Linked DNA regions of Homo sapiens: regions 2 and 3 are each linked to region 1. A link is a loop called in an ENCODE intact Hi-C map of the cell type or tissue named here. Cell type or tissue: A673. All regions are shown on one strand. Each heading gives the region's core, and the rest is flanking DNA. Links, peaks and the distances in the headings are about the cores only. Region 1 overlaps DLG2 (discs large MAGUK scaffold protein 2). Region 2 overlaps DLG2 (discs large MAGUK scaffold protein 2). Region 3 overlaps DLG2 (discs large MAGUK scaffold protein 2).

Region 1 (8,415 bases), core at 1,757-6,756:
CAGGGGCTGTGTCATGTCATGTACTGAAATCAATAAAAATAAGACTTGGGTTTGGTATGAAGAAGATCACAGCCTTATGTAGCCATTTTTGAGATGTATAAATGAATAATCCTATGAAGCACTTATGATGTTTCTGAAATTCTTTCCTCATAAGGTTTACTGGGAATCCTATAATCCCACCATTTGAGATTCACTGTTTTGGTCTTAAACTTAGTAGATATACTGTGAAAATCTCGATATAGTTAGTTAAAATAATGCTTTGCCTGTTTCCTAACATTCAACCTCAGTGTGAACTCCTTCATCTGATTTCTTTCACTGAAGGACAGACAAGAAAGAGCATGAGGACACTAGACCCCTAGGTACCATAGAGTGTGAGGAGGGACCAGAATTGTGGGAAATGTACTTGAGGTCAGCTTTTATCTGGCAGGAGTTGCACAATGTTACAGAGTTGAGGAGATGGGATGATGACCAGAAGGCCAATGCCCATTCCTCTTAGAGTTGAAGCTCATTCTTAGAGCCTTGAGCACTGGGACTGTTGGTGGCACTGTCAAAGAAGGCAGGACCACTTGCTTTGTGTCAGGCACCATGATGGGTGCTCTATACCCCTTGGCACATTTAACCCCCATAACAATCCTTTGAAGCAGGAGTCATTGGCTCCATTTTATAAATAAGAAGACTCAGTTTGGGGAAGCTAAGTACTTGTCCAAAGTTTGCACATCTAGTTGATAGTAAAGCAGGGTTCAAGCCTCTTGCTGGTTCCAAAGCCATACTTTTTCATCTTCTTAACCTTTGAGAAATAAAGGAATCCAGTTACCCTCAAAAGGCAGGTACTACTTCAAGGGAAATACTTTTGAATGCAAGTCCATTTGAGGACCAGCCTCGTGCCGTATCAGAGGAAGACAATTTCAAAGTGAGAACAAATTTCATTTCCAACATTTTCAAGAGCAGAAACAAAGATTGTTTATAGGATCCTCTGAGATTTGATAAAAAAATTCCATCCTTTGCAGGAATGCTTTCTCCCAAGCCCTCTAAATGCCTGCAGATGGTCAGCTGGCTCCTGCTTGAGTAACTACAATGCAGTGACACAAGGCCTTTTCACTCCACCCACAGTGCTTAGCACAGTGAACAGACACATTAAGTCCTCAGTAACATCAGAAAATGGAGACTGAGTAAGGTTGAGTGACTTGTTCAAGATCAGTTAGGCGATACATGGTTTAGTATTTAAAACTAAACCTGTTACGAACTCTTGCTTTTAGATGATGCCTCTTTTGGTTCTAATGGCATTTTCTAGGGCAACACAAATAAGTCTACCTTCATTTCTGCAGAATGGTCTTGCAAGTGCTTTATCAACAAAAACAACAGCAGCAGCAGCAACAACAACAAAAATAACAGCCAACATTTATCAAATCCTTCCAGGTGCGAAATGTTACACTAAACACCACATGTATTATCAATTTCTCCTCATAACAGCCCTATACGTAGACACAGTCATCATTTTATTGATAAGAAAACTGAGGCACAGAGAAGTTAAATAAATTGCCGAAATTCACAATTACAAACAACAGAGTCAGGATGCAGACTCACTTTTTTTTCTTTATGTGCACTTTTATTTTTACATTGTAGAGAAAGTAATGACTTCTAAAAAGAGTATGTAAATGAGTATAATATAAGCCCATCAGACCAAAAAAATATTAGAACGTATTTAAAAGAATCAGGATTTCTATAAAACAATAAACACCTAGATCATACATTCTTTTGGACCAAATGGCAAGTGCATATACATACAAGGCAAGTACTGGCACATCAGACGTATCAAAAACACCTTCTTTGATGCAATCGCTTAGGAATTGTAAAAAATAAGTATCATTCAGCATCTGGATGCTAATAATAAAAGCGATAGAGGCTAAATAAACAGGGCCGTTACTCTACTCCCTTTCCTATTTCCTATTTTTAGGAATTCAAGTTTATTCAAAAGGTTTATATATAATCCCAAAACTGCTATTTCTCTTCTTCTATAATTTCAGAATGATAGCTTTACACAACTTTAAAGCTTGAGCTTCTTCTGAATTCCCAAAGTGTTTCTGTGCTCCTTTACAAATGGGCCACATCTTCAAGGGTCAGCTTTACCTGTGTAAGGTCTGCAAGACCATTCTCTCTCAGATACGAGGAACACTGAAGAATACATCATTCATTCCATAGAGGCCCTTAATTATGTGGAAACTGAATGCGCTCTCCTAGGATTCTCTAAAATGCTTTCTGTTCAATCTGTTACAGATGGGCCAATGGCCCAAGAAGTATAACCTTTCATTTTCATAATTTCATAAGCACTGGCAATCACTTCTTTGTGGACATTTTCCCCCTTGCTCTAGATCTTGATCAATTCCTTTATCTGAGTTTAGATCCTTCAGAGGGACACCAGCAATGTTCACTCCACTCCACACAGGAACACTTGAGTCCCCATGCTCTCCAAAGATCCACCCATGGCAGCTTCCAGAGTGGATTCCAAGCACTTGCACAGTCAAGAAATGGAAATGGGCAGTGTCCAGATTACAGCCATTTCCAATAATATGGGTTTTGAAAAATGTACTCAATTTCTAAGCTACATAAATTAAGATATCCACTGGACTGGAAACTATCAATTTGCAGCAGGACTATATTGAGTAATATTAGACATCATTAATTTAACGATGGCCACATTTAGACTGACTAAATTAAAGTGTTTCACCTTTTTCCTGGCATGCACCTGATGTGATAATCACTAGGTTGGAGTTTGCAGAGATGAGATAATCTTTGCTGGAAGCACTATCTGGCAGTTTTAGGAAAAGACTGCCATGTTTAAGATCCATTGTCTCACACCCTTCAATTCACCATTATCAACAGCTACAAAGGCAACTTCATCCCTCAAGTCTTTTAATAACATGGTGATTGCACGGGCCATGCTAACTGATCCAGTTCTTATAATGGAGACCTTACTGTGGTGAATAACCTCCTCTGAAGCAAAATTCTCAATAAATTCATTCTGGATAGTTACCATCACGTAACCAGAGGTGGGAAGGTTGGTTAAGGGCCAGCTGACCCTGTGATGTGCGTTCTCTGTTGGTGACACAGATTTATCCTGGGGCCAAGAAAATTTACTCCCATAGTGCCTACGCTCCAGCTGGACCACAGAACTCCTGCAGCCCACCTTGGGGATACACACACAAGAGGTGGATGGAGCAGAGAATGGAAGAAAGTGGTGGGCAAGCTGCAGGTTGAGCTTGCTGGGGCAAGCCGAAAGAACCTGTTTGAATGTTCAGTGCCTTTCACTTTACTTCAGCTATTGCAGTTACCAAGCAAGGCCATGCTTAGCTCCCTGCACACAGGCCTCATGGGGGCCTCTGGAAAGTGCTTCTGATGTCTGCTCAGATTAAAGCAGTAAAAAGGCTTCTTCTTTAGCTCTGTGTGAATCCTGGAGAATACAAACAAGTATTCTCTTCAATATCTGACATGGATAAGAGGCCAACCCAGATCTCTGGAATTACTCATTTCCTGTTTTTAGTAGGTATGCCAAGTCGGACCCACTCTGGCTCCTGAGCCTATAGCTTAAGCATCACTGTGTCTAATTCCCTCTCTTTCTCTCTCCTTCTTTGGGACATTTCACTTTGCCCTTCACCCTCTAATATATCATGTCCAGGAACCTTAATCCTATTCTGTGGCTTCTTGATATCTTTATAAAAATGCAGCAACTAGAGTGGAACATATAGCTTAGATAGAGTCTAACCAGTGTGGAGACAGAAGGATGTCTCCTTCCCACATTCCAGGACTACATTTCCGTAAATAGGCTCCAGCCTATTAGCCTATTGGCAGCATCATCAGATGGCTACCTAAAACCACAAGATCTTCTTTTAAGGAGCTGTTGCCATATGTCTCCATTCTAAACTGGTACAATTAATTTTGGAACCTGTATTTTCCCAGACTGTCTGTCTTAGCAGAGAATTTTGTATGCCTGGTAAATGTAAGTAGTTAATAAGTATTTATAGGATTTGTGTCAATATTTTGCTACCTTATGGCTACTTACTAGCTTAATGCCTCTGAACCTCAGTTTTTTTTCACTGGAAAATGGGAAAATAGTATATTCCCTGGTAGTGCTACAGGAGGTTCATATGAGATAATACATGCAGTGTAAGGTGATGTTATTATCACAGAGAATCTAGGTTTGAATTCCACACTAGAAAGGTAATTATAACTACTAAACCCATAATCACAGAAACCACAGCCTACAGGTCCTATAACTATCCCAAACATAAGATTATATGCCCAGATTTCAATCAGAAAACATTTTACAATTCCTTTCCCCCAAAGGATGTTCAACGTTTGCTTTCATTGCCCTCTAGTGGTTGCTATACAAAAGATATAACTACATTTTGTTTGTTTCTCATTTTGATTTTTGAGATGTCAGACACAATATCTTATAAATATTCTTCAAGTTTGGTTAGGTTACACACATTCCTGTCAGCTGGAAACCTTTAAATAATCAGCCTATAGGGACAGTACCTAACATTGTGTCCTGCGCAATACAGGTGTATACTGCCCATGCATTGTTGGCCATGCATTTATTTTACTAGATCTTTACTCAGAATCTACTGACTTAAAATAGTAATCTAGCTTCATTCATTCATTATATATTTATAAGATATATTATATGTCAGGTAAACAAGACAAGCATTGTCCTGGCTTACAATAGAGTAAGGAAAATGGAGTACTAAACATGTCTTTAAAAATTAACATGGTAAGTGCTGTCATAGGAAGAGTATGGGATATACAAAGCACATTAAGAGGGGTACCTAACTTGGAGGTGCTTCTGTGTGTTTTTGGAAGGTGAAGTGGGAATGGCAAGAGAAGGCATTTAGAGAATATAACAATCTAAGATTTGAAGGATGAATAGAATAGAAGAGTTATTCAGAAGAAGGTGGGGTGGGGAAAGTTTTCAGGAGAGGATACAATGTCAGATATAGTTACATGACAGAGAAAAGACTGACTTTTAGAGATATGGCTGGACAAGTTAAGAGAAGCTATATCGAGGAATTGAGACTTTATTTGGATGGTTAAGTTATAACCAATGGACTCTGAAAAAAGTATGAATGTATGCCTTTAATTTTAATTTCTGATTTTAAAACTTTTATTATTTAAAGGGAAGTCTTAGGCTGGGTGAGGTGGTTCACACCTGTGATCCCAGTGCTTTGAGAGGCTGAGGTGGGAGGACTGCTTGAGGCCAAGAGTTGAAAAACAGCCTGGGCAACATGGTGAGACCCAGTATCTTAGAAATATTTTAAAAATTAGCTGTGTATGGTGATGCATGTTCATAGTCCTAGCTATTTGAGAAGTTGAGGTGAGAGGATTGCGTGAGCCCAGGAGCTCAAAGGTTTAGTGAGCTATGATTGTGCTACTGCACAATCTAGCAGCAGTGAGACCCTGTCTCTAATTAAAAAATAAATAAATAAAATAAAGGGAAGTCTTTATTCATAACTAACATACGTTTAGTCATAACTAATAAAAAATTAATTGTTCAAAAACCCTTCAGTGCATCCTTTTTATCACACAAAGTTCTCTCAAACACATACATTCCTAGCATATTGGAGCTGGAAGGGCCTTTAAAGATCCTGAGTCTCCGTCTTTTCACTTTACAGAGGAGTGAGAAGATCAGGAGTTTGTTCAGGTTGTCCTGAGTAACTGAATTGTTGCTCCTGGGAGCTATTTGCTTTTCCTAGCCTAGCCCAGTGCTTAAACTCCTCATCCCGTTTATTCAGAGGCCAAATAGTCTCCTGCATCTGGTGTCTTGTTGGTCTGGGCTGTTGATAATTCTTGAGCACTCCTGCTTTTCAAAACTTCTGCATTGGACTTCATGTTCTTCCTTTGTGGCCTGATGAAAAAATCGTTTATCTTAGACTTGCAGTGAGGATCTGGGAAGGTCTTTCCATTACCAAGGAAAACATGAATCCTCCTCAGAATACCTGGTGAGGTTTTGCCTTTTCTATGGAACTCCCTTGCCTCACTGTACTTTTCTTATAGTATAATTCGGGGTGGACCTGCTTATTACTTCTGTTAGACTATAAGCATCCCAAGGACATGACACATGGCTTAGTCATCATTACATTCCACATAGCAAGGTGACATAAACACAGAAGCCCCTATCAAGTTCGTTGTAGACAGGGATGAGAGGATACATGAATAAACAGAGGAATGGAGTGGAATATCTTATTTCCTGACAGGAGGTTTAAATCTATGTTAGTAAGGGTATGAAAGCTATATATATTTTTTCCTTCAGGGAAAGATGGTGAGCCACCCAAGGTGAAAAGAGAATCTCTGACAAGCAAGCAAAAATTAAGGTTGTACTCTTTGTCATAAGAAATGACTATGAATATGAACGTAAAAAGACATTAGAGAAGAAAAGTCAGGAAAAGGGGAAAGATAAATTTGGGTAGCATAAGAGACTGCCCAAAGGACTTTAAAACCAGAGATACCTGACGTTCATTTTTAAGTTTTTACATGTTTATGCAAATCCACTGCCATCTTTTTGAGGCATAAGTCCTGTCTGCTACACACAAAGGAGATGCTAAGGAACACTTGCTTGCCTTTATGTTAGAAACAGAAACAGTGTGATTTTTTCTGATGTTCTCAATTACAGAGTCTACTGACTCAGGTCTATATGTGCCTGATGATGATCACGAGCCCCATCAACAAAGGGAGTTCCCGCTCAGCATGGAGGCAGACCCTCCGCCAAATGAAAGAAAAATGTAGGCCAGGTGTAGTGGCTCACACCTGTAATCCCAGCACTTTGGGAGGCTGAGGCAGGTGGATCACCTGAGGTCAGGAGTTCGAGACCAGCCTGGCCAACATGGTGAAACCCCATCTCTACTGAAAATACAAAAACTAGCTGGGCATTGTGGTACATGCCTGTAACCCCAGCTAACTGGGAGGCTGAGGCAGGAGAATTGCTTGGACCTGGGAGGCTGAGGTTGCAGTGATCCAAGATCATGCCACTATACTCCAGCCTGGGAGACAGAGCAAGACTCTATCTCAAAAAAAAAAAAAAAAAAAAAAAGAAGAAAAGAAAAAGAAAAGAAAAAGAAAAGAAAAATATAGTCTTCATTCTTCTTAATTCTATCATAAATCTGAGAGTAGAATAATAAAAGTACATGAAAAACTACCCATAGCTTAGTATAGTTTATGTTACACACAAAACCTGAGAGATATAGGCAATAAATGTTCCTGGAATATGTTTTACAGCAACATTGGTCCATCAGGAAAGTTTCCCTCCAGGAAAGATTCTGAACATAGAGAAATAACAAGAAATCAAATTATAAGGAAGATTAACTATTGACCTTTTCCTGACCCCTCTATTTCTCCCCTTCAAGCAGGAGAATTATAGGTCAGTCCAACGTTGAAGAAGGAGTAACATTTCTCATTTTGAGCTTTCTCAAGAAATCTTGGCTATCAGAGCTCCCAGCTGATTCCTAGTGGTTTCTTATGTTTAAATACAGGACCCTCACAATAATAATAATAATAATAAACAAAGTCACAAATGTTACTTTCAGGTTTGAATTCCACTTGAATTCATTGAGTTATATTTTAAAAAGCTATCATTATGATAACCAGTTTTAATACTGTGATCAAATACAATCACTAGTATGAAAACTGGGCAAAAGGCCACATTCCACTAGTGTCTCCAGTTCAATGCAAAATCTTTTACTGCCATCTTGTGGATTTTTAGGAAATAATCCCAGTCACTACATATTATTTATTGTCTTACGGGAACAATAGGTTCATAGGCCAGTTTATGAAAATAACTGAAAAAAAGTATAAGAAAAGAGCAGCTAAATAGTCAGGTTTCCATCTAACATTATCACTTTGTATTCTCTACTAAGCATCTCTGAGGCTTGGTTTCTTCATAAAAAGTTGTTATTATAATAATACCATCCCCTGCCTGTCTCAAGGTTGCCATAAGAATAAAAATTTTAAATTGCTCCATAAATCAAAAGTACTATTCAGAAACAACCAATTATTATCAATGCTATCAGCCACATTATTAGAATGACGATACCTAAGCATTTCATATGTAACAAGGTAAACTATGGTTCAGGCTGAAAAGTCCAGACCTTGGTACCTGCTTTCAGAGTGATTTGTCTCATCTTTTATGGCTTTCAGGGCAAGAAAATGGATGTTTCAAATGAAAATATTCCCTGGAGATAGTTGTTCCTGGGGCAGAAAATACTGTGGGCCTGACAACTGAGGAAGGGAATATTTCCTTTTTTACTGATTCACTGATGAGCAAGTGAGCCCCGACATTTGAAAAGCACAGCAAATATGTAGTATAGGAACAGCTTTTTCCAGTGAAAAATGCTACCCCTGGGATCCTATCTACTGATCCATATTTAG
Region 2 (8,415 bases), core at 1,982-6,981, 69 kb before region 1:
GACACCCAGAAGTTAGAAGTAAATGAAGACATCTCTATTGCTGCTTTAAAGTACCATATAGCCTAGTGAGAAAGACAACACAGGAACACAAACAAAGTAAAATATGACTTTGTGGGTTTCTGTAACCATCAACTTAATGTTAGTCAATAATTCTATCTTTGGCTGCATTAATAATGACTAAAAAGAAATGGATCTATCCAACCAAGACTAGGGTAATCTTCTTAGGCCAGGTCATAGGTAGGCCCTACATTTAGCTCTACAATTCATGTTTTAAAAGGAAGCTTGACTGAGCAGAAGAGGTGGTTTTATTCATCTCTGCTAATGGGACTACCCTCCATAGTCTTCTAAACCAGTAACTTCTAGCACCCTTGTCTCTTCCTTTTTCCTAACCCCTGCATCTAAGAGGTCATGAAATCCTGTCAGTTTTACTGCAGAAATATCTCTTCAATCCATTGTCTTCTTTTTCTATGCCCTAAGCACCCTACTTTATATCTCTGTCTCTTTCTCTCTCTTTCACTTACAATGTACATAACAGTGGGCAGGCCATTTTTTTTTTTTTTTTTTTTATGACAGGGTCTCACTTTGTCACCCAGGTTGGAGTACAGTGATGTAAACACAGTTCACACTACAATTTCGACTTCCTGGGTTTAAGGGATCCTCCCACCTCAGTCCCCCAAGTAGCTGAGACTACAGGTGCATGCCAACACACCCAGCTAATTTTTGCATTTTCTGTAGAGATGGCATTTCACTATGTTGCCCAGGCTGGTCTTAAACTCCTGAGCTCAAGAAATCTGCCTGCCTCATCCTCCCAATGTGGGGAGATTACAGGCATGAGTGACTGCTCCTAGCCATGGACAGGCTACTTCATCTTCTCAGTGCTTCAGTTTTCTCATCTATAAATTGTAGACAAAAAATAGCATGCACCTCAGAGGGTTGCTATGGGGATTACACGAATGAAAACAGGTAAAGGGCAGTGAATGTTCAATAAAGGTTGGCTATATTTATTACGTACTGGGTATGTCAATGGGTCTTCAGCATCTATTCCTACTTCTTTCTATGGGATTTCCTGACTACAGAGGCTGGAAAATGAAAAACTACATTTCTCAGACTCCCTTGCAGCTAGGGTTCACAATGCAAATTGGGTTTCCACGGTTAGATGCCCTAACTGGATGTGAAAGCTGAAGTAAGAGAGAGACCATCTTCCTGTTATCTTTCTACTGTCAACCAAGCTTATCCAGAATTGAATGTTGAGAGGCAGTTCTGTGGTAGTGGATAATATAACTGCTTTCTAATCCTTTTCCCCTTCTCTCTAGATTTCAAGTATTGCAGTGTGTTCTTGACTTTGATCCAGCAGCTGCCTCCTAATTCCCACTCCTTCAATTATTCAGCAATACTACAAACACTTAATTCCCTGAATTAAATTTCTTTCTTCTTAAACTACATAGGATAGTTTCTATTTCCCATATGCACTCTGATTAAATCATATGGTGACCTGTGGTCCTACACATAAGTACAGGGCAGAGATACAAACCAAGTACTGCACTATAGGAATATAAATTATAAGGTATTGCTTTTTGGCAAATCTGTGAACTCATTTCCCATATTAAATATGAAAGTCAACATCACCACCCTTTGTTATTAAGGACCTACACTTACATATATTCACTTTACGTAGCCACATACCAGAGAGTGATTTACAGTATGTTCTAGAAAACAGACAATTTAGTCCTCACCCAGAGATCATCTGCTTTCAGAATTCTGGAAATCCTCAGCAGTCTTTTAGTGTTTGGATCCGTTACCACTTCAATTTCATAGCTGAAAATACTGACACAGAAAATGCCTCATGAATGTTTATGATTCACCACTTCTGGGAGTCTAGGACACCTGCTTGGCACAAGGCTTTGGTATAAACAAGGGTTTCAGGAAGTTTTTTATTCTACCTACACAGAAGCTAAAACTGTGTTAAGTTAGCTGCCCAGACCTGCCCTGTAGTCATCAGATTTTGTTATGAAGTAAAATGATTAATTTCCAGAACCTTTCATGTTGAGGGAAAAATAATTCACTTTCCATACTTAGCAGTTTAATCCAGCGTGGCTCCAAGCCAGCTGTCTTCTTAGGATGCTGCAATACTCATACCTGTCATCAGCAATTAGCGAAAGCAACCAAAAATACGAATCTCAGTTCTCAAACTCTGGATACTGACACTCATGATTGGTTCCCATGCATCGCGATCAACTCATCTGCTCATCCTGAGGTTCTTTTTACAGGATTTAAACCCCTCATATATTCTCAGTGTTTGTGATGCATTCTGTAGAATAAAAACCTGGCCAAATGCTGTGAAAACAAATTTTGTTGGTTGTGTTCTTTATACAGCAAGAAGTGGCCAAAGTTTGAAAAAAATTAGAAAACTATGCAACACTATCCTTGAACTAAATTTATAAAATTGCATTGATTTAGCTTTCTTCTGTTCTACTCTAATCCTTCCACCTCTGTTTTTGATTTCAAAACCTCCCTGTCTCTTTCAAGATTTTACTCTCTCAATTATTCCTTTACTCTTTCATTTTATCTCCAACTTCTTCCTCTGTCCTAGCTCCTTCCCCTCAACAATTAAATATACTCAAGTCTTTCCTTTCTTAAAAGCCTGTAGCTGAGCACAGTGGCTGTAATCCCAGCGCTTTGAGAGGCTGAGGCAGATGGATCACAAGGTCAGGAGTTCGAGACCAGCCTGGCCAATATGGTGAAACCCCGTCTCTACTAAAAATATAAAAATTAGCCTGGCGTGGTGGCATGCACCTGTAGTCCCAGCTACTCAGGATGCTGAGATAGGAGAACTGCTTGAACCCAGGAGGCAGAGGTTGCAGTGAGCCAAGATCATGCCACTGCACTCCAGCCTGGGTGTCAGAGTGAGACGCTGCCTTAAAAAAAAAAAAATTTTTGCAATCTACTCATCTGACAAAGGGCTAATATCCAGAATCTACAAAGAACTCAAACAAATTTAGAAGAAAAAAACAACTCCATCAAAAAGTGGACAAAGGATATGAACAGACACTTCTCAAAAGAAGACATTTATGCAGCCAACAGACACATGAAAAAATGCTCACCATCACGTTCATCAGAGAAATGCAAATCAAAATCACAATGAGTTACCATCTCACACCAGTTAGGATGGCCATCATTAAAAAGTCAGGAAACAACAGGTGCTGGAGAGGATGTGGAGAAATAGGAACACTTTTACACTGTTGGTGGGACTATAAACTAGTTCAACCATTGTGGAAGACAGTGTGGCGATTCCCCAGGGATCTAGAACTAGAAATACCATTTGACCCAGCCATCCCATTACTAGGTATATACCCAAAGGATTATAAATCATGCTGCTATAAAGACATATGCACACGTATGTTTATTGCGGCACTATTCACAATAGCAAAGACTTGGAACCAACTCAAATGTCCAACAATGATAGACTGGATTAGGAAAATGTGGCACATATACACCATGGAATACTATGCAGCCATCAAAAATGATGAGTTCATGTCCTTTGTAGGGACATGGATGAAGCTGGAAACCATCATTCTCAGCAAACCATTGCAAGGACAAAAAACCAAACACCGCACGTTCTCACTTATAGGTGGGAATTGAACAATGAGAACACATGGACACAGGAAGGGGAACATCACACATCAGGGCCTGTTGTGGGGTGGGGGGAGCGGGGAGGGATAGCATTAGGAGATATACCTAATGTAAATGACGAGTTACTGGGTGCAGCACACCAAAATGGCACATGTATACATATGTAACAAACCTGCACGTTGTGCACATGTACCCTAGAACTTAAAGTATAATAAAAAAAAAGTTTGTAATACTACACTCCCTTCAGTTTTTCTTTCAAAGCAGCTCCTTATAACTTTATTTCTTAGATTGGAATTAGGTGACATATTACTAAGGTCCATAAGTTCTTCACAAGAAGATTAAGCTTCTGTTTGCATTTTCATGATTATCTTGAACAATAATATAAACACATTTTAGATCATCTGGGTGCCTGCCCTAAAACCAAGCAGTACCATAAGATTTCTTATCTCTTACCTTTGTATGTATGAATGCGTCAATACCAAATGGTACTGATTTAATTTTCTTGAGCCAAGAAGAAAAGAAAATTGATGGACATATAATAACCTTAAACAGTACCTTGGAATATTATACAAATGAGGAGAAGTGGTGGGAGGTTGGAGTGAGTCATAACATAGCACATGAAAGTAGAAGTATATCAAACTCAAAATTACCTGCAGCCAGTATCATACTTCATGTGGAGAACTGTTATGTAGTTTTGGTAGAATAACATAAGCAATTACATTAAATTAATATTGTAAGTTTGATTTTAATTTGCTTTAAAATCTTCCTTCCTTCCTTCCTTCCTTCCTTCCTTCCTTCCTTCCTTCCTTCCTTCCTGCCTTCCTTCCTGCCTTCCTTCCTGCCTTCCTTCCTGTCTCTCTCTCTCTCTCTCTTTTTTGACAGGGTCTGGCTCTGTCACTTAGGCTGGAGTGCAGTGGTACAATTCTGGCTCACTGCAACCGCCTCCCAGGCTCAAGCCATCCTCCCACCTCAGCCTTTCCAGTAGCTGGGACTACAGGTGGACGCCAACACACCTTGCTAATTACTTGTGTATTTTTGTAGAGATGGGGTTTCGCCATGTTGCTGGGCTCAAGCTATCCACCCTCAAGTGATCCATCCTGGGCTCAAACTATCCACACATCTTGGCCTTCCAAAGTGTTGGGATTACAGGCATGAGCCACCGCACCCGGTTTTGAATTTTCTTTATATTTATTTTATAAGCATATTTAGTTTTTATGGTTGTATTAGTGCTGCAAGTATAGATGTTTCATATGAAGTTTCTGTTTATATATATTATATATTTAAGTAATATAAACAAAAATTCTAAGCCAACCTGAGTTTACTCAAGGATTCTTTTCCTTTCTTATTTGAATTTTATTTTACAAACACTCATATAGAGCTTTCTATATACCAGATATTAAGTACTAACTCCTTGTAATAATCATATGACATAGGTATTGTTATTAGCTCCACTGTGCTGTGGAGAAGATTGAGGCACTTATAGAAATTAATAACCCATGATCACACAACAAGTAAGTGGTACAGTTGGGATTTAACAGGCAATCTGGCTTGAGAATCCCCATCTTTAATCATATAAAATGCTGCTTTCCTTTAGATAGATTCTGTATGTACTCTGTCAAGGTTTGAAAAATACCACTTTAGGAAATATGGTCTACCCTTGATACATATTCACGAGGGCTCTGTTCTTAGCTTTCTTCCCTTTACACTTGACATGTTCTCCCAGGACGATATCACTGATTACTACAGTTCTAACTATCAACCACACCTTGACTAGTTCCAGATCTCTAACTGTGGATTAGACCTGTATTCTGTTCTCAGGATGCATATAATCAACTGGACATTTTCATCTGCAACTTTCAGAGACACCTCATGTTCAACCTAGTTTAAATAAAGCCAAGCTTTCCCTTTCCCTGACTCCACTCTTACTCTAATAAGCCTGCTTTTTCTACTGTATTAGCCCTCCTGTTTAATGGTCCCACTTCCTACTCAAAATGCTCACTGTTTAGTGAAGAAGAGAGATAAACAGTCATTACAGTGAGTACATGACAATCACAGGGATATGTCCAAAATGCCATTCAGCTCAGAAAGAAACATGACTCTGCCTGAGGTAGAAGGGTCAAGGAAGGCTTCACTAAGAAGACAATGTTTAAACTGATTCACAGTAATGCCTGCTTACATTTAGAAAAGGAACTCTCATCTTTGTCCATTAGTATATAGTTTAAGGGTATCTTTTATGTGCACTATTTATATTGGCGGTAGAAAATAGAAATGTATGATAATTTTTCACTTTAGCTCCAAAATGAAATCTCTACTACTTTGTTCCCCTCCATTTCCCAGAAAAGCAGAAGTAGCAATTTTACAAGCTTTTTTTGCCATTTGAAATGAAATAAATGAAAGATAATATTTTCCGTACTCTTTTAAAAGATCAATTTATCTCTAAAACATTTTTCATACTCTAACATTTTATGGGAAAAATTCTACATAGATTTTGGTCAATTATATCAGTTTTGACTGACTCTGAGGCAGCTGCAGTATGTAGTTCATTAGTGGTCATGGCTCCCCATATGGCTTTTGTGGGTTGACCATCATAGGCAATAGGTCCTTCTAGACTTGTGCAGGTACCACATTGGAATTCTAGCAGCACAACACAGATGAGAGATGGCAGTGATGATTAGCATGGAGAGCCATAGAATCAGGTCACAGTTGCCAGAGAGGCAACCTTTTTGCCTTTCTTTTTGAAGATGTTCATCCTGATAGCGTCTCCTTCAGAAATAATTTTATTGCATAAAAGAGATGTCCATTCAAACTGCTCAAGCTAAAGTGATAATTTCCTTGTCAGGATACAGGGGTCATTTCTAGGAACCCAAGAAAAAGATGCAAATCCTGGCTTTGAAACAGTCTAGAAACAGCAACCACAAGGCCTAGGAATAAAGGGAGTTTTTCAGTTATGATCTGTGCCATTTGTCTCTCTCTTGGTTATACTGTCTCCTCTTGTTTCTTCCTGTGTCAGTTTCCCTCTTCCTTCTCTCTGCCAACCCACTTTCTCTGCACACAGAGCCCCCACCCAGCAGCTGTATTTCCAGCCTGCACCCCAGCTGTATGCCATCTTTGAGTTTAAGCACTAACAGAGAGAAATGCATCTCTAAGATGCAATTTCAAATCCTGAGGGGGTCTGATGAGTTCCTTTTGGTTCACATCTAGCTATGCACAGCGAAGTAAGATTATTTCTTAGAAATGTGTATGTAGGGACCTACACTGGGGAAAATTGGCAGATACCTTCAAATTGTCTCCTATGGGTATGTTTGTAAACACTGAAGTTTTGTTTCAAAGAGAGAACAGCCACAAAGCCTGACCTCATAAGATAAAATAAGTGAAGCGTTTTCTCTGCTTCCTAAGAATTATGCTGTTACTAATCAAAAAGACTGCCCTAATTACAGCCACCTGTGCCATTGAATAAACATAATTCTTCAGGATCAGGTTGTTATGAACTAATTTGATACATGTTACCTTTCACTTTTAGGGAGGGGGAACTCTGATTAATGCTAAGGTAAACTCATGGACAAAGACTAAAAGGGGTCACAAGAAAAAACGCTCAAGCTTGTCTTTACTCTAGTTCTTAAGTTAAAGCATCAAGAGGAACCCCCAAGATTCCCATCTGAAGCAGCTCACTGGCCCTAGGATTTAAGGCTAAAAGTCGTGTAGGATAAAGAATATGGGTTTTTCTAGTGGTGTTCATGGGAAGTCCCTCTGGCAGTTTAGTTGTTATTCTGTGACTGAGGCTAATGACCACGTATAATACTATCGACAAGTATGAGGAATGTTTTCTTAACATTCTGAATACCTGAATTGCACTGAAATCCAATATAGTTAAAGAGCAGAGTCTTCTGGTTAATCAAATATTGAGATAAGAATTACCAAATGTAGAATAATAGGACTTTTCGATTAGATAATTATGCAGTTCAGTTACCTTTAGACTCTACTCTGAGGTGCCATAGAAGCAATAGAGAGAGGCTCTACTCCTTGCTGTACCCTACATTCATCTCTACTTTCATCTGTTCTACATATAGACATTTCAAATAATGTGCCATTTGAACAAATGGTTCCATGACATTATAGATATATGAAATAAATATGCTTGCCTATGAAAACTGCTGATGTACTTCAGTCTTCTCAAGAGAAAACTGAGAGCCCCAAAAAAGTTAAATTTCCAACACTGATCAAAACATATAGAATAAAAAATAAAGAACACACTAAATATGATTATTTTTTCAATAATAATTTAAAAGGTACCTTTAGGACTTATTGTCCCAGAGTTATAGACCTCCTAACTTACAGTCCAGATATGGAGTAGACAGAGTTAGTTTATTTCTTTATGCATTTAACAAACATTTATTGACCACTCCCCGTGTATCAGATATTTTACTAGGCACTAGAGGTTCAACAGTGAGCAAAACAAGATAAACTCTCTGTCCTCACTGAACTTCTCTTCTAATGAGAGAGACAGAAAAATATGTTAGATAAGTAAAATATATATTGATAGTGTTCAATGTAAAAAGTCAGAATACAAAGCAGAGAAGTGGGATATAAAGTATATGTATACTGTGGAGGCAGAAAAGTTCTCATGTGGAAGCTAACTTTTTAATAAAGTTTGAAGAAAGGTGGTTATGCAGATACTTTCAGAAATAACATTCTTGGCTAGAGAACAGCAAGGACCTGAGCTGGAAGTGTGCCCAGTGTGTTAGAGGAACACTAGGAAGCCAGTAGGAATACAGCAGAAACAGTAGA
Region 3 (8,415 bases), core at 2,012-7,011, 82 kb before region 1:
TTAATACCTCTTTGTCAGAAACATTTTAATAACTCCTTAAAATTTCACTGAGTAGATACCTTGTAAATTACTTAACCATTTCCACTTGTTGAAAATTTATAATACAATATTTCAAATTTTAAGAACATATACTTAAGCTATAATGTATATGATTGTGGGAGACCGGAATATGCCTCCCCAAAATATAAAGAATTACTGAGCTAAAGACAATCAAGAAGAAGCAGATGTGGGAAAACTCTCTGCCCTCCATTTTCCTAAAAGCAGCACATAGATTTACAAAGACAAAGGTATTCTCCCCCCATCCCTGCTTTTCTACCAGGGAGAGCAAAGGTTAACCACTGAACACAACTTTGGACCCTCATCAGCCTGGTCATGGTACCAGGAGAATCTACATTAACAAGCTTTACTAAGTAGCCTTTATCTGCCATTTATTTGGCTTCCTACAAACTGCTCGCTGTGCCTGAAGAGACTCAAAGTCCTTTTCCTTCATCTTGTCACTTCTCTAAAAATTTGCTGTTTCTCGTTGAAGATGTTACATAAGCTGAATTTCAAAGTCACTTCTTTGAGAATTACTCATGCCCTGGTTGTCGCCCATGTGTATATGAAACCAGGGGTCTGTTCCAACTAAGAACCTATAGGGGTCATTCTTCCTTTCTCAGCATGATTATTTCCAATAAGGGGGCCTTACTAGGTCCCTAAATTTTAGATGATGAAACAGAAATTAGCAAGGGTCAAAAACATCTAAATAAAGCTCATTTTATAGATAGGCTAGTGGTTATGAGTTTATTCTGTTGAGTTAGTATACTCATCGGCATTAAGTCCTGGTTCTGCTATTTCCAAGTGGCCCTCTGCGTTATGTAATTTCCCTACCTCAGTTCTCTTTCTTTTTTTCTTTTGTAAGTTCAGAGAAACAAGTGCAGAATGTGAAGGTTTGCTACATAGGTATACATGTGCCATGGTGTTTTGCTGTACCTAGCAACCCATCATCTAGGTTTTAAGCCCCTCATGCATTAGCTATTTGTCCTAATGCTCTCCCTCCCCTCTCCCCCCAGCCCCTGACTGGCCCTGGTGTGTGTTGTTCCCCTCCCTGTGTCCATGTGTTCTTGTTGTATAGGTCCCACTTATGAGTGAGAACACGTAGTGTTTAATTTTCTGTTCCTGTGTTAGTTTGCTGAGGATGGTGGCTTCCAGCTTCATCCATGTCCCTGCAAAGAACATGATTTCATTCCTTTTTTATGGGTGCATAGTATTCCATGGTGTATACGTACCACATTTCTTTATCCAGTCTATCATAGATAGGCATCTGGGTTGGTCCCATGTCTTTGCTATTGGAAATAGTGATGCAATAAACACACATGTGCATATGTCTTTGCAGTAGAATGATTTATATTCCTTTGGGTATATACTCAGTAATGGGATTGCTGGGTCAAATGATATTTCTGGTTCTAGATCCTTGAGAAATCACCACACTGTCTTCCACAATGGTTGAAATAATTGACATTCCCACCAACAGTGTAAAAGCATTCCTATTTCTCCACAGCCTCGCCAGCATCTATTGTTTCTTGACTTTTTGATAATCTCCATTCTGGCTGCCTGCCTCAGTTTTCTTATCTGTTAAATGAAAATAAGAGCTATACCACCAGAAAGGGTTATCATTAAATTAGTACCTTTAAAGCACTTAGTACAGCATTTGCCACACAATAGTCATTTAAATAAATGTTAGCAACTTAAGAACAATTGTCAATGTTACTAGTGCTTTGTTACTATTTGGTATTATTCATAATTATTATTACTAATAATTTGATTTTGCTGAGCCATGGCTATATTGTCAGAAGAGACTGACTGAAATGTACTTACTGATTAATTTCGATCTAGTTAGTATGTTAAAGACGTGTTCATTTAAAGAGAAAGCCATTTTGTGTTTTTGGATGTGATTCCAGAAAGCACGTATAGGAAGCTGTTTTAGGGAAAAAACTCGGTTGTGGGCTGGAGAAATAATTAAATTAATTATTTAATTAAAACATACAATCTCAAGGGTGGTAGGAAGCTAAAGGGTAATTTTGGGTAACATTCTCCCCTTACTCCAACCAGATGCCAGGTGACCTTCAACTATTCTTAAATGTCTCTCATGTTGGGGAGCTTAATACCTACCAAGGTAGCTATTATGCTTAGAAATTTAGTTTTATATGGAACCAAAATATGTCTTTCTGTAACTTCAACATGTTGATAATAAACTCACAGATAACCCTAAACAAGCTTTAACAGTGAATTTTCCGTGTAGTGAAATGATGGGGATCACAACTTCTAATGGATTTATTTTGGAATTTAAAAGAAATTGGTAAGAGCCCAAAGCGTATAAAACCAAGAATTCATTATGCAGGCTTTGTGGGTATTTGAGAAGATTTATGTATTCATTATCATGTGTGCTTTCCTGCAAATTAAACAATCTAAAATAAAAGGAAAGCTTAATGATTTTTCTCAAGAAAAAATGTCTAAAGCTAGAATTCTAAAATGGCTCCTTTAAAGTTCAGATGGAAGCTCTTTCATAGTTTCATGCTCCAACTGGGGAGGGGAATGGGGGAAGGAAGCACTGGGAAACACTTTCGCTGAGGTAGAAAGCTCATAGCTCACCTTCTGAGGACATCTGCTTCTCCATAACTGAACCACTTTCTGCACAGTAGTGAACACTCAGAAGTATTTAGAAATTGACTCAATGGCTGGGCGCGACGGCTCACGCCTGTAATCCCAGCACTTTCGGAGGCTGAGGCAGGCAGATCACTTGAGGTCAGGAGTTCGAGACCAGCCTGGCCAACATGGTGAAACCCCATCTCTGCTAAAAATACAAAAATTACTGGGCATGGTGGTGGGTGCTCGTAATCCCAGCTACTCGGGAGGCTGAGGCAGGAGAATCACTTGAACTTGGGAGGCAGAGGTTGCAGGGAGCTGAGATCATGCCACTGCACTCCAGCCTGGGCAATGGAGGGAGACCCCATCTCAAAAAAAAAAAAAAAAAAAAAAAAGGAAAGAGAAAAGGAAAAAGAAATTGAGTCAAATGGCAACCCTGGTAAATGAGGAGCTCTGTGAGTCACTAATAAAACCACTCACTAGGACTTAACAAAATCTCTCCATACTGCATATCGTATCAGGCATGTTGACCTATCACATCACTGAAAAAGCAGGGTTTCTTTGCATAAAGATTAACTAATGTATTTGGTATTTGATTTTCAGTCTCTAGCACAGAAGCTGGCAAGTAGCTGGTGTTAAATAGTGCTCAGGTGGCTGAATGAGTGAAAATCCATCCCTGGGAGCCACAGGAAGAAATGCTTAGTCCCTCTAATGTCTTGTTACTTCGGTAGCTGCTCAAATATTGGAGGACTGAGACTTACTCTTCTGGCTTCTTCCTCCTCTCTACAATCATCACTTGTCTCTAGCCCAGGCTAACTATGCCCAGTTCTAGCAATCAACTTCAAATCCCTTCATCTAAGAAATTTCCAAATGTGCCTTTGCTCATTTGTTTCTTTGTTGTTGTTGCTTTAAATGGATTTAGGAGGATACACGTGCAGTTTTGTTACATGGATATATTGTGAAGTGGAGAAGTCTGGGCTTTTAGTGTAACCATCACCCAAATAGTGAATATTGTACCTATTAAGTAATTTCTCATTCCTCATCCCTCTCCTACCCTCCCACCCTCCCAAGTCTCCAGTGTCTACTATTCCACTCTGTATGTCCACATGCACACATTATTTAGCTCCTACTTATCAGTGAGAACATGTGGTAGTTGACTTTCTAAGTTATTTCACTTAACACAATGGCTTCCAGTTGCAACCATATTGTTGTAAAAGACATGATTTCATTCTTTTTTGGCTAATATTCCATATCTATATTTATCTATAGACAGAAATATCTCTACATCTCTCTATATGTATCACATTTTCTTTACCCAATCATTTGTTGCCCACACTATTCATAGAGGTCACGGTGAACTCATATCTGGCATATCTGAGTAACCTTCTTTAAAAGTATGCTTTCCAAATTGCAAATCACAACCCAAAAGTGGATTGTGAAATCAAATCAATTTATGATCACTAATTTTCCCTTCCTTCCTTCCTTCCTTCCTTCCTTCCTTCCTTCCTTCCTTCCTTCCTTCCTTCCTTCCTTCCTTCCCTCCCTCCTTCCCTCCCTCCTTCCTTTCTCTCTCTGTCTCTCTCTCTCTTTCCTTTCTTTCAGATGTAGCCTTGCTGTGTCACCCAGGCTGGAGTGCAGTGGCACTATCTTGGCTCACTGCAACCTCTGCCTCACAGGTTCAAGCGATTCTTCTTCCTCAGCCTCCCGAGTAGCTGGGACTACAGGCACAGGCTACAATGCCAGGCTATTTTTTTGTATTTTAGTAGAGATGGGGTTTCACCACGTTGGCTAGGCTCATCTTGAACTCATGACCTCATGTGATCTTCTTGCCTTGGACTCCCAAAGTGCTGGGATTATAGGCATAAGCCACTGTACCCAGCCCATAGTTTTCTTTAAAAAATAAAATAGAAACTTCAGAGGATAATGCACACAGTAAGAGTATTATTTCATGAAACATTTATGTCAATTGTTTAATTATGTGTGCCTATGTATCGTTATATATACATTAATATTATATATATACACATATGTATAAAATACACATTTTATACATATTTGTCGTACACCACACACAAACAAGGCGCCCCACACAGATTGTGCAGAACTTGTTATAGGTATTAGCCTCTACTCACCTGTTTGTCTTGTCACCTTTGTGTAGGGGTTAAACTGTATTGACATAAGTGGTGGCTTTGTGTATGTGTGTCCTCTGTTTTAAAATAAATATAATTATTTTTTTAACATTTGATATTAATATTGGCCGATTAGAGAGGGTTAGGATGGAAGGTGAGGGCATCACAATCATGCCACATAAGTTTTTCTTTGGCCTTTTAAGGTAAATCACTTGTAATTTCATAGGTACGTATTTTAAAATGTAACCAGCACTGAGTGAATTGTTAAGGATTATTGATTTGATATTTAAATTAGTGTTTTAGTAAAATTGATTAAGGATTTAATTTGGTATTATACCAGGAAGACTAGGTCACACAGCTTCTACTGCACAGGCAGAGAGGTGGAATCCTCCCAGTTTGGGGGCAAGATGCTTTTTAAAAAGCCACTGAATCCTCAGTGTTTTCTTTAATTGGTCATAGTTGTTAAATCCTACTATTCCTACTTTTAATGATAAATTTAATTTAGGTTTACCATTATCCCTTCTATTTGTTGCAGATAATTTTGTTAACTCTTGGTGACACATAATTTGCACTCTGACTATATTTTGGCCTAATATTTTGTAATAATTAGGCTTTAAGACATATGGACACTTAAATCATCTGTATTCCTATTGCTAAAGCATATGCAAACATAATTCTTCCCACACGTACATTTTGCTTTTATAGTCACATTCTTTCTAACCAGCGGTTCTGTTTACCACTGGAAATTGAGAGTGATTGGAATGAATGAGACATAAGATGGTTCACCCTTTCTAAGTGAACTACAGTCTGAAAAGTTTGAGATCTGCTTATTTAACAGATGAAAAGACAGGTCCAGGGAAATGAACTGACTAATCAAAATTAGCAATGGGACTTGGAAAATTCCAGTCTCCAGATTCACTCTCTGCCACCAAATCATACTAACTCCAGCAACATCCAGAAAACAGGGCCTGACCCAGAGCAGAGGCCTCATAAATGTGTGCTTAGTTGCTTTAGTTGCGATTAGATTGGACAGTATAAAACTACAGATCTGTTAGGTCACAAACTGTCAAATATTGACATTTTTCATACAGTTCAACCTAAATCATTTTATTTTAATAACTCTGCCTATGCCACTCTGAGGTTTTGCTTTTCACATGAGGAGCATGATAGTATATTTGTTAAGAGGGCATATTTTTTAAGACTTGAGCCAAACCGCTCAGGTTCAAGACCCAAGTCTTAAACTGATTGGTCATGTGTCCCTGAGCAGATTAGATTACTTAGCTTCTCTGTCTCTCAGTGTCCTCATAGGGGAAAAGGGTATTACACAAGTGTTTGCTTTTAATATTATTATTACTAGAACTCAACATACATACTAATTAGCCAGATGGCCTGACCAAGTTAGGGCAACTTTATGCACCTGTTCTGAAATGCATTTTTTAGATACAAAAAAAAAAGAGAAAGATACAGAGATTCTGCAATGTCTTTTCTTGGCAAGATTGGCTATTTATTTGTTTGACTGACATTTGGCTTTATTGTTTACAATGGTTGTCTCAAAAGTCCTATTTTTCTCTGCTGACAGCGCTGGTTAATAAATAAAACAGAGGCCAAAACATCCTAGCAACAGAAATCAACTGTGTGTATGATTTGTTGCTCTGTTTTAATTTCATCTATTTTTGAAAATGTAGTTGCTCTCTAAAGTGCCTGTTTCTTCTCTAGAGCATTGCCCTAAAGAATAAGAAGAAGAAGAAAAAAAAAGCATCCAAACTTGAAGAACAGCTTTGATCAGCTCATAATGCACAGTGAAGACAATAATTTAAGGGTGAATCAGAGTGCAGCAAAGTGATTCCAATGAAACCTGATGCTGGCTAATTACTTCTCTATAGATGGCAGTGTTCAGTTTACTGAGCATCTGTGCATGACAGAATTTGGGACACTGTGGGTGGTACAATTCCAAGATATCTACACAATCTGAAAAGCAAAATATTCCAACTACAAGTATCATTTTATTAGGTGAAATAAACTATGTATACAAAAATCTCATTTTGTAATTAAGCCATAGGCCACACTGTAGAGCCCCAAAAACCACACCTGTTTGGATAAAAGCAAACAAATCATACCATGGAAGCTGTACCTGTTTGGAATGGGACTTAGAACAAAAGGGTTTAGAAGACAGATGCTACTGTGATGCTGCAAAAGATTATTTACCTCCCAGATTTTAGGTGTGAAGCTGTAATAAAGTTAATACAACTCTTTTATCAGATGAATTATTTTTAGAATTACTTTTTCACTACATTCTCATAATGTCCTACTGAAAACAAACATTCTCATAAAGAAAAAGTGAGTGGAGGAGAAAAGCAATTAATCAGACAAAAAAAGATAAAGTATGTTGAGAAATGAACTTTCATATTGATTGGTTCTATTTTTTAAAATTATGCTTTAATTAATGGCATACATTTTCATGCTCTCTTGGAGCTATACTTTTTCTCCATTTCTGCTGAATCTGAAAGATATGTTTCTACTTAAAACACATCTCAAATATATTCGGTGGCAAGGCACATCAAAGTCCATACGATTATAAACACAGATTGGAAAAGGATAGCAAATAGAACTATATGCTTGGTCCATAGTTAACTCTAGATAATTGTTAAATGAATAATTAAGAAACAATAAATAGGCCGGGTGTGGTGGCTCACGCCTGTAATCCCAGCACTTTGGGAGGCCAAGGCAGGTGGATAACGAGGTCAGGAGATCGAGACCATCTTGGTTAACACTGTGAAACCCCAATTCTACTAAAAATAGAAAAAATTAGCTGAGTGTGGTGGTGGGTGCCTGTAAAAGGGTTAGTTGAACTGGTTCCTGAGGTTTTCTTCTGTACTTGCAATTTTCCTGTCTTCTCCACTTATTCTTTTGGTGATGCTGCCTTACATAATCTTCTTTTCTTCTTCTTCTCTTTAATACCTGTGCCCCCTTGCTCTCCTCCCTCTCCTCTCAGATCCATATTCAGAGAGGAACCCCAGAGGGAAACAATTAAGAGATGAGAGGATGGCATTGGATAGCTTATGAAACAGGGTTAGTGATGATGCCAATTCTCTTCCTCCTGATCCTTCTGTGAGAAAAGGAGGTTTAGAACAAGTTCAGATTCCAAGGGTCTGTGTTTTCCAGGGGGAGTTAAACATGCACCATCACAAATTATAAACTGCTGCTCTTTATCTACAACCAGCCACCATTACAATGTTTACCCAAACCCACATCAGCAACCACTCACTGTCCACAGTAATGCTGACATTTACCAATTTAGGCTTCTGGAGATAATATGATGTGCAGTACACAGCCAAGATTTTTTTTTTCTAGTTCTTATGTTGAAAAAGAGGGGCAGGCTTCTCTTTGGGGGCTGCTCCCCAAAGACACACACTAGTCACTAGCAAACCACTGGCATTATTGTCCAAATGAAATGTACCTGTCTAGCACACTCAGCTGAGCGGGCTGTGATTTGATAAATACATTAGGGAGAAAAGCTTCGAAATAATTTGAATTTAGTTCCAATTTCCTCTGCCTCAAAACAGCAGGAGATACAGTCAGACGGAGAAGCTGTGCTCTGTACAATAAGGGACAGAATTCTAAGTCACCAACTATCACCAAAGTTGTCATAATCTTCCTCATT

Evidence for each region. Peaks named below come from ENCODE experiments on the same cell type or tissue, not always from the same donor. Only the 100,000 strongest peaks of a DNase experiment are listed, where the experiment ranks them.
Region 2: it touches region 1 in a loop (8-fold over the local background); 3 of 110 quality-filtered maps call a loop at or near these places.
Region 3: it touches region 1 in a loop (10-fold over the local background); 10 of 110 quality-filtered maps call a loop at or near these places.

Annotation. Positions count from the first base shown.
Region 1 is chr11:83,812,412-83,820,826 of GRCh38, forward strand. The region is part of intron 17 of DLG2 (discs large MAGUK scaffold protein 2); the gene reads right to left. It also overlaps the pseudogene LDHAL6DP. Among named protein-coding and RNA genes, the nearest start is that of DLG2-AS2, 180 kb to the left of the region's middle. In A673, for the core only: a CTCF peak has its summit at 4,380 (motif pointing left); DNase peaks (open chromatin) are centred at 3,590 and 4,340; H3K27ac peaks cover 4,837 bases.
Region 2 is chr11:83,742,884-83,751,298 of GRCh38, forward strand. All of the region lies in intron 18 of DLG2 (discs large MAGUK scaffold protein 2), which reads right to left. Among named protein-coding and RNA genes, the nearest start is that of DLG2-AS2, 110 kb to the left of the region's middle. In A673, for the core only: no CTCF peak of the experiment used is centred there; DNase peaks (open chromatin) are centred at 4,248, 4,528, 5,428, 6,698 and 2 weaker places; H3K4me3 peaks cover 2,421 bases; H3K27ac peaks cover 4,948 bases.
Region 3 is chr11:83,730,245-83,738,659 of GRCh38, forward strand. The region is part of intron 18 of DLG2 (discs large MAGUK scaffold protein 2); the gene reads right to left. Among named protein-coding and RNA genes, the nearest start is that of DLG2-AS2, 97 kb to the left of the region's middle. In A673, for the core only: a CTCF peak has its summit at 6,633; DNase peaks (open chromatin) are centred at 3,387, 4,017, 4,127, 6,627 and 2 weaker places; H3K4me3 peaks cover 263 bases; H3K27ac peaks cover 5,000 bases.